Regions from separate parts of the Homo sapiens genome. Here region 2 is linked to region 1. A link is an interaction called in ENCODE POLR2A ChIA-PET data of the cell type or tissue named here. Cell type or tissue: CD4-positive, alpha-beta T cell. All regions are shown on one strand.

Region 1 (4,000 bases):
GGATCACTTGAGGCAGGAGCCTGAGGCTGCAGTGAGCTATGATTACACCACTGCACTCCAGCCTGAGCAACAGGGCAAGACTCTGTTTCCAAAAAAACAACAACAGCAGGCCGGGCACGGTGGCTCACGCCTATAATCCCAGCACTTTGGGAGGCTGAGGCGGGCAGATCATGAGGTCAGGAGATGAAGACCATCCTGGCTAACACGGTGAAACCCCGTCTCTACTAAAAATACAAAAAATTAGCTGGGCATGGTGGCGAGCGCCTGTAGTCCCAGCTCCTCGGGAGGCTGAGGCAGGAGAATGGCGTGAACCCGGGAGGCGGAGCTTGCAGTGAGCTGAGATGGCGCCACTGCACTCCAGCCTGGGCGACAGAGTGAGACTCCATCTCAAAAAAACAAAACAAAACAAAACAAAAAAAACAACAGCAACAACAACAAAAAAGAGACTGGGGTGATGCTACTGCAAGCCAAGAAGTGCCAACAATTGCCTGCGGCCACCACAAGCTGGAAGGGACAAGGAAGGATTCTTCCCGAGAGACTTCAGAGGGAACATGGCTTTGCTGACACTTTGATTACTGGGGTGAGCCACCATGCCCGGCCAATAGTTGACTTCTGTGTTTCCTTTTTATTTATTTTTTTGAGGCGGAGTCTTGCTCTGTCGCCCAGGCTGGAGTGCGGTGGTACAAACATGGCTCACTGCAGCCTTGACCTCCTAGGTTCAGGTGACTCTCCCAAGTAGCTGGAACCACAGGCACATCATGCCTGGCTAATTTTCCTATTTTTAGCAGAGGCAGGGTCTCACCATGTTGCCCAGGCTAGTCTTGAGCTCCTGAGCTGCTGACAGGTGTGAGCCACCGCACCTAGCAAGTTGACATCTTGACTACAACTTCATGACACCTTCATCCAGAACCCTCACTTAAGCCACTCCCTCATTCTTGATCCACAGAAATTGCATGTTATCCTACATGTTTATTGCTTTACACCACTACACTTTGTGGTAGATAGCTAATACCTTTATCCTATCCCATCAGAGACAGCATGCATAGTGGTTAAAAGTCAACTATTGGCCAGGCGCGGTGGCTCACGCCTGTAATCAGAGGCCAAGGCAGGTGGATCACCTGAGGTCAGGAGTTGACCTGAGACCAGCCTGGCTAACATGGTGAAACCCCATCTCTACTAAAAATACAAAAAATTAGCCAGGTGTGGTGGCACGCGCCTGTAGTCCCAGCTCCTCGGGAGGCTGAGGCAGGAGAACTGCTTGAACCCGGGAGGAGGAGGTTGCAGTGAGCTGAGATCGCCCCATTGCACTACAGCTTGGGCAACAAGAGCAAAACTCTGTCTCAAAAAAAAAACAAAGTCAACTATTGGCTGGATACAGTGGCTCATGTCTGTAATCTCAGCACTTTGGGAGACTGAGAGGCAGGAGGATCGCTGAAGGCCAGGAGTTCAAGACCAGCCTGGGCAACATGGCAAGAACCTATCTCTATAAAAAAAATTAAAAATAAAAAATTTAGCCAGGCATGGCGTGCCTGTGGTTCCAGCTACTCAGGAGGATCTCCTGAGCCCAGGAGGTCGAGGCTGCAGTGAGCCATGTTTGCACCACTGAGCTCCAGCCTGGGTGACAGAGCAAAACCCTGTCTCAAATATTGGCTGGGCATGGCAGACACCAGTAATCCCAGCACTTTGGGTTGCTGAGGCAGGAGGATCACTGGAAGCCAGGAGTTCAAGAGCAGGCTGGGCAATACAGTGAAATCCCATTTCTACAAAAGAAAAATCAACATCACTTACTAGCTATTGACCTTGAGTAAGTTGCTTCAGCCTTCTCTGAGTCTCCTCTTGTGAAAGGATAACTGTATCTGTCTTATAAAAGTGCCGGAAGGCTGGGTATGGCAGCTTATCCCTGTAATTCCGGCACTTTGGGAGGCCGAGGTGGGTGGATCGCTTGAGGCAGGGAGTTGGAGATCAGCTTGGCCAACATGGCGAAACCCTGTCTCTAATAAAAATACAAAAATTAGCCAGGCCTGGTGGCTCACACCTGTAGTCCAGCTACTTGGGAGGCTAAGGCAAGAGAATCACTTGAACCCAGGAGACAGAGGTTGAGTGAGCCGCTGCACTCCAGCCTGGGCAACACAGTGAGACTCTATCTCAAAAAAACAACAACAAAAAGACTGCTGGGAGGACCAAAGGAGTTAATATTTAACTTCTAATGGTCCCTGTGGCATAGTAAATGTGAGTCATTATAATTTGCATGGGTGACTAAGAAGCTCAAAAGAGGCGAAAAGACAACTCCAGGGCAACACAGCCCGTGACTCATTGGTCAGGCTGAGTCCTGAACCTGGGTCTCCTGGCTCCCTGCACAGTGCTCATGGTTCAACTGAAACCTGGAACTAGAATGGCCAGTGAAATCCGATGCTCTGTGTGACTGTAACTTCTGTTATTCCCTCCTGTGTGGCAGGCTGTTTCAGCAGCCGTGCACTGTCTCCCATCCAAGTACTAATCAGGCCCAACCCTGCTTAGCTTCCTAGATGAGACGAGATCGGGTGCGTTCAGGGTGGTATGGCTGTAGACGCAGCCATGCACTGTCAACAGCTGGCTATGCACCTGTGCTGGGGTGGGGAGGGCAGCCAGTTGGGTCAGACTGTGGCTCTGTGCCTGACCCTGAGAAGAGAGAGCCCTTGGTCCCTGCAGGAGGGGTGTTAGGAAGGTGCGCTAGGGCAGGCAGACAGCAGACTGCATAGCGTCTGAGAGGGGCTTTTCTGGATCACATTTCATTGCCAGAGCAGCTCCAAGGACAGGGAAGGCACCGAGCTGCTGCTTGTAGCCCTGGTTAGGAAATGGCCAGGAGAGCAGGACAACTGTTTTGAAAGGCAATATGACATTAGGGCAAAAGGGCTGCTGGGAATAAATCCCTGCTGCACAGGCTGCTTTAGTTTAAGCCGACCAAAATGACCTAGGACAGGCCAGGCGTGGGTGCTCATGCCTGTAATCCCAGCACTTTGGGAGGCCGATGTGGGTGGATCACCTGAGGTCAGGAGTTCGAGACCAGCCTGGCTAGCATGGCGAAACCCCATCTCTACTAAAAATATCAAAATTAGCTGCCCGTGGTGGCGGGCACCTGGAATTCTAGCTACTTGGGAGGCTGAGGCAGGAGAATCACTTGAACCTGGGAGGCGGAGGTTGTAGTGAACTGAGATCCCACCACTGCACTCCAGCCTGGGCGACAGAGCGAGACTTCATCTCAAAAACCAAAAACCCCAAAATGACTTATGACAAGCGGAGGCCCGGGAGCCACAGTTCCCCTGGAAGGTCTACTCCCTTCTTTCTTCTAAGTCTGTGGCTTCTGCCCCACATCTGAGAACAAAAAGCAGTGAATGGCCAGAGTGATGCAAAGAAAAAAGAGCAGAAACAAGACAAGCTAGTGGCCTGTGCAATTCACCTTTGAATGGGCAATATTCTCTATGAAAATTGGATGCAAAGAACCTCCAGGTGTGCTTGTAGCTTTCTAAAGACTCCTCATGGCTAGGTTTTCCTTAACGGAAAACATCAAGGAAGGTTACTGAGTGTGGTTTCTCTGAAATTGCCATCAGGACCTAAAATACCCCATAACGAGGAGCTCCGATCCTTTCGGCTGATTTACTTTTTCTCCGGAGCCTTACCATTTTCTAGAAAGAGGAAGTTAGGAGTGATGGGGCAAGACCAGACAACAGCAGATAATCATTCCATGATAATTGCCTTTGATGTCCCGGAAGAGACAACGTGCAAAGAGTCAGCTCCCAAAATATCTTGATAAGATCTTGCCTTTGGGGTTGGCTCATTTTCTCTGTGCTCTCTGCCCCTCCCTCCCTAGGGCTTCGCTTTGTGTGCAGCTAACCAAGGCTTCTCACAGCAAGCCTCCCCACCAAGGATTCCATACTCAGGCCGGGCGCGGTGGCTCACGCCTGTAATCCCAGCACTTTGGGAGGCCGAGGCGGGCGGATCACGAGGTCAGGAGATCGAGACC
Region 2 (4,000 bases), 210 kb after region 1:
CACAAGCCAGGTGCAGTGGTGCAAGCCTGTAGTCTCAGCTACTCAGGAGACTGAGCGGGGAGGATCACTAGAGGCCAGGCGTTTGAGGCTGCAGTGTGCTATGATAGTGCCTGTTAATAATCACCACACTTCAGCCTAGGCAGCATAGTGAAGCCTGTCTCTTAAATTTTTTTTTAATTAAAAAAAATCATAGAATCATAGAAGAGATACAGGAGAGCTTGCTTTCTCTCTCCCTTTCTCTGCCATGTGTAGATAAAGAAAGAAGGCAGCCATCTATAAGCCAGGAAGACAGCCCTTACCAGGAACTGATTCAGCCAGCATCTTGATCTTGAACTTCCAGCCACCAGAACTGGGAGAAATGAATTTCTTTTGTGTGAGCCACCCAATCTGTGGTATCTTTGTTATAGCAGCCTGAGCTGACTGAGATAGTCTGAAAGCAAAGAAAGGAGAAAGAAGGGAGGAAGAAGTGCTCAGCCGAGTCAAGGGCTGCTGAGGTCAAGTAAGATGCAGAAAGAGAAGATGCATTTGGATTTGACTGACAGTAAGGTTGTTGGTTCCCTCGTCAAGGGCATGTCTGTAGAGTGGTGAGCAGAGAAGACAGGTGGGCTTGACTACAGAGTAAATGACAGATGAGGAAACAGAGTCAGAAAATGCAGATGGTGGCCGGGCGCGGTGGCTCATGCCTGGAATCCCAGCACTTTGGGAGGCCAAGTCGGGTGGATCACTTGAGGTCAGGAGTTCGAGACCAACCTGGCCAACATGGCGAAACCCCGTCTCTACTAAAAATACAAAAATTCCCTGGGCGGTAGTGGCGTGTGCCTGTAATCTCAACTACTCAGGAGACTGAGGAGGAGAATCACGCGAGCCTGGGAGGTGGAGGTTTGCAGTGAGCCAAGATCACGCCACTTTACTCCAGTCCAGGTTAGAGAGCGAAACCGTGTATTAGAAAAAAAAAAAGAAAGAAAGAAAGAAAAAAGAAAAGAAGAAAAAAGAAAGTACAGACACTGTTTTATAAGAGGCTCTGAGAAGGAAAGTGGAGAGAGAGGAAACAACAGCTGGAGAGGGCTGGGGACAAAGGGGAGCGTTTGTTTAATCAAAGTCCTCCAGTATGCTGAGAGGTGAGTAGGCAGATCTTCTGGAAAACCTGTCCTGGTTGATGGGCAGATATCTCCAGGACATCATTGTGTGCTCACAGAACTTGAAATCCAAGCACAAAGATGGAGTTAATTACAACAAACTAAAATTACTCGGGTGTGGAAAAAAAAGACAACAACACTGAAAAAACTGAAACAAAATTACCAAAAACATCAAGAGCTTACACAGATCAAAATGAAAAATATTCAAACTAAAAGAAAAATTGGCAAACACCATCAACCTACAATTCTCAAAAGAAGAAATACAGATGGCTGACATTCAGAAGAAAAAGCACTTAATCTCACTGAAAATCAACCACATGGATATACTAAAACAACAAAATTATAAATTTTTCCAGATTAGCCAAGAGGTTTTCTAAGGTAATGCTCAGTAAAGGCAGGCAACAGAGTGGTGGAATCCGTATGCTGTCTATAGGTGATGTAGTGCTCTAATTCTGCAAAGCAATTTAGCAGTAAGTGACAAGAACTCTAAAAATGGGCTTTCTCTTCGCCCAGTAATTCCACTTTTCATATTCTATTCTAAGAAAAAAAAAATGAAAATGTGAACACATAGTAGTAAAAAATTTAAGAGACCGTAATTATCCAACAAAAAGAAACTATCTAACTATTGGGCCGGGCGCAGTGGCTCAAACCTATAATCCCAGCACTTTGGGAGGCCAAAGTGGGTGGACTGCTTGGGACCAGGAGTTCGAGACCAGCCTGGCCAACATGGCAAAACCCTATCTCTACTAAAAATATCAGCCTGGTGTGGTGGCACACACCTGTCATCCCAGCTACTTGGGAGGCTGAGGCAGGAGAATCACTGGAATCCAGGAAATGGAGGTTTTAGTGAGCTGAGATCGTGCCACTGCACTCCAGCCTGGAAGACACAGCGAGACTCTGCCAAAAAATAAAATAAAATAAAATAAAATAAAATAAAATAAAATAAAATAAAATAAAATAAAATAAAAATAAAAAACCCTCTTGAGAGACAATCAAGATAAAGTTCTACAAACTGAAATTACCAGATGAAAAGTTGCATTTTGAAAAATGAGAGAAATAGGTGGGATTTGACTAAAACATTAGAGATGAAGAATAATGTGAGTGAAATCTTTGAGAATGCGATGACCAAGGAGAGAATTTTCCCAGGTCCAGCGTAGCGCTTGAAAAAACACAAGCAAGCTTTAAGAAGCAACTGCCAGAAAAACAGAAACTGAGAGAGATTCTGAAATCCAGGCACTCGTGTGGGGAGATTGCAGAAGTTGGTGGTATGGCTGAAAGAAAATGAGGAAGCTTTGAAATGTGATTCAGTGGCTTCCTGCTGTAAAATCTTCACTGTCTCCTCTTAGCTGTGATCAAATCCAGACCCCAGCATGATTCACACAGCCCTGCAGGACCCAGCCTCCTTCCATCCTCCCGGCTCACACTTTTGCTCCAGCCATTCCAAAGCACAGTATTTCTAATTTCCCAAATAGCAGCTGCTCCCTCGAGCCAGCACGCCTGCATATATGGTGTTTGTCAAAGCCCTTCCAGCCTCCCACCTGCCTTCCTTGATACCTGGAGCCCCTACACATCCTTCAAAATGCCGATAAAGCTTCCCTGCAAAGCCAGCTCTGGCAGAGTCGAGCTGCTGCCTCTGTGCGGCACAGTACCTGGGTTGCATCATTCTGTCTTACGCCCCTCTCCCAGCATTCTTTTCCGGGTGAATCTGCCTTCACTGTTGCTTTGTGTAGGGCACCACAGGTGCGGTGGGTTGAGTTAATGTGCCCAAGCAAAGTCCTGTCTCATATCATTTCTCTGTTTAGTCCTTTCTATCTCATTTCCCATTTCCAATCCCCGGCATCCGTACACTTGTGTGATTGTCAGGTATACATGCTGGCTTCGTAGGAGTGTGTTTAAGTTTACATAACTGGCTGGGCGCAGTGGCTCACAGAGGCTGAGGAGGGAGGATCCCTTGATTCCAGGAGTTCAAGACCAGCCTGGGCAACATAGTGAGACCCGATCTCTACAAAAAAAATTTAAAAATTAGCCACGCATAGTGGCACACGCCCATGTTCCCAGCTACTCAGGAGGCTGAGGCAGAAGGATTGCTCAGGCCCAGGAGTTTGAGGATGGAGTGAGCCATGATTGCACCACTGCGTTTCAGCCTGGGCAAAAAGAATTTATGTAACCAGCTTTATGCCATCGATCTCATTCTGGTTTTAGCTTTTTCACTCAGCACTGGATTTTTTTTTTTTTTTTTTTTTTTTTGACGTTATCTCGTCCTGTGGCCCAGGCTGGAGTGAAATGGTGCGATCTCAGCTCACTGCAGCCTCTGCCTCCCAGATTCAAGCAATTCTGCTGTCTCAGCCTCCCAAGTAGCTGGGACTACAGGTGCACACCACCATGCCCAGTCAATTTTTGTATTTTTAGTAGAGACTAGGTTTCACCATATTAGTCAGGCTGGTCTCAAACTTCTGACCTCAGGTGATCCATCCGCCTCAGCTTCCCAAAGTGCTGGGATTACAGGTGTAAGCCATTATGCCAGGCCTCAGCACTGGGTTTTTAAGCCCCATCCACGTTACCATGGGGCCGTAGAGTTTGTTGACTAGAACTGGAGCTTGTATACTACAGGAGGTGCCGGGTTTACTTGTCGGCCCCTCCCCCATGTTGCACACCTGGGCTGCCCCCAGCTCCCTGCTCCCCAGACAGCACAGCACTGAGCATGCTCTAGCCTGGCCTCTGAGGGCCTGCATGAGAGTTTTTCTGGGCTCTGCCTGCCTCAGCAGGATTGCTGAGTCCCAAGGTAAACACACACTTAGCCTGACAGATTTCTCTCCAAAAAGGCCACGCTTGGCTTGTGAGCGTTCTTTCGTGACCAGAGCCTA

Evidence for each region. Peaks named below come from ENCODE experiments on the same cell type or tissue, not always from the same donor. Only the 100,000 strongest peaks of a DNase experiment are listed, where the experiment ranks them.
Region 2: POLR2A ChIA-PET joins it to region 1 with 6 read pairs; 2 of 35 experiments call an interaction of 5 or more read pairs at or near these places.

Annotation. Positions count from the first base shown.
Region 1 is chr17:74,415,137-74,419,136 of GRCh38, forward strand. It overlaps the pseudogene RNA5SP448. Among named protein-coding and RNA genes, the nearest start is that of GPRC5C, 15 kb to the right of the region's middle. In CD4-positive, alpha-beta T cell, no CTCF peak of the experiment used is centred here; a DNase peak (open chromatin) is centred at 2,305; H3K27me3 peaks cover 231 bases.
Region 2 is chr17:74,629,587-74,633,586 of GRCh38, forward strand. No RefSeq gene overlaps it. Among named protein-coding and RNA genes, the nearest start is that of CD300E, 7.8 kb to the left of the region's middle. RefSeq lists enhancers at 2,097-2,597, 2,598-3,098. In CD4-positive, alpha-beta T cell, no CTCF peak of the experiment used is centred here; DNase peaks (open chromatin) are centred at 2,375 and 3,245; H3K27me3 peaks cover 396 bases.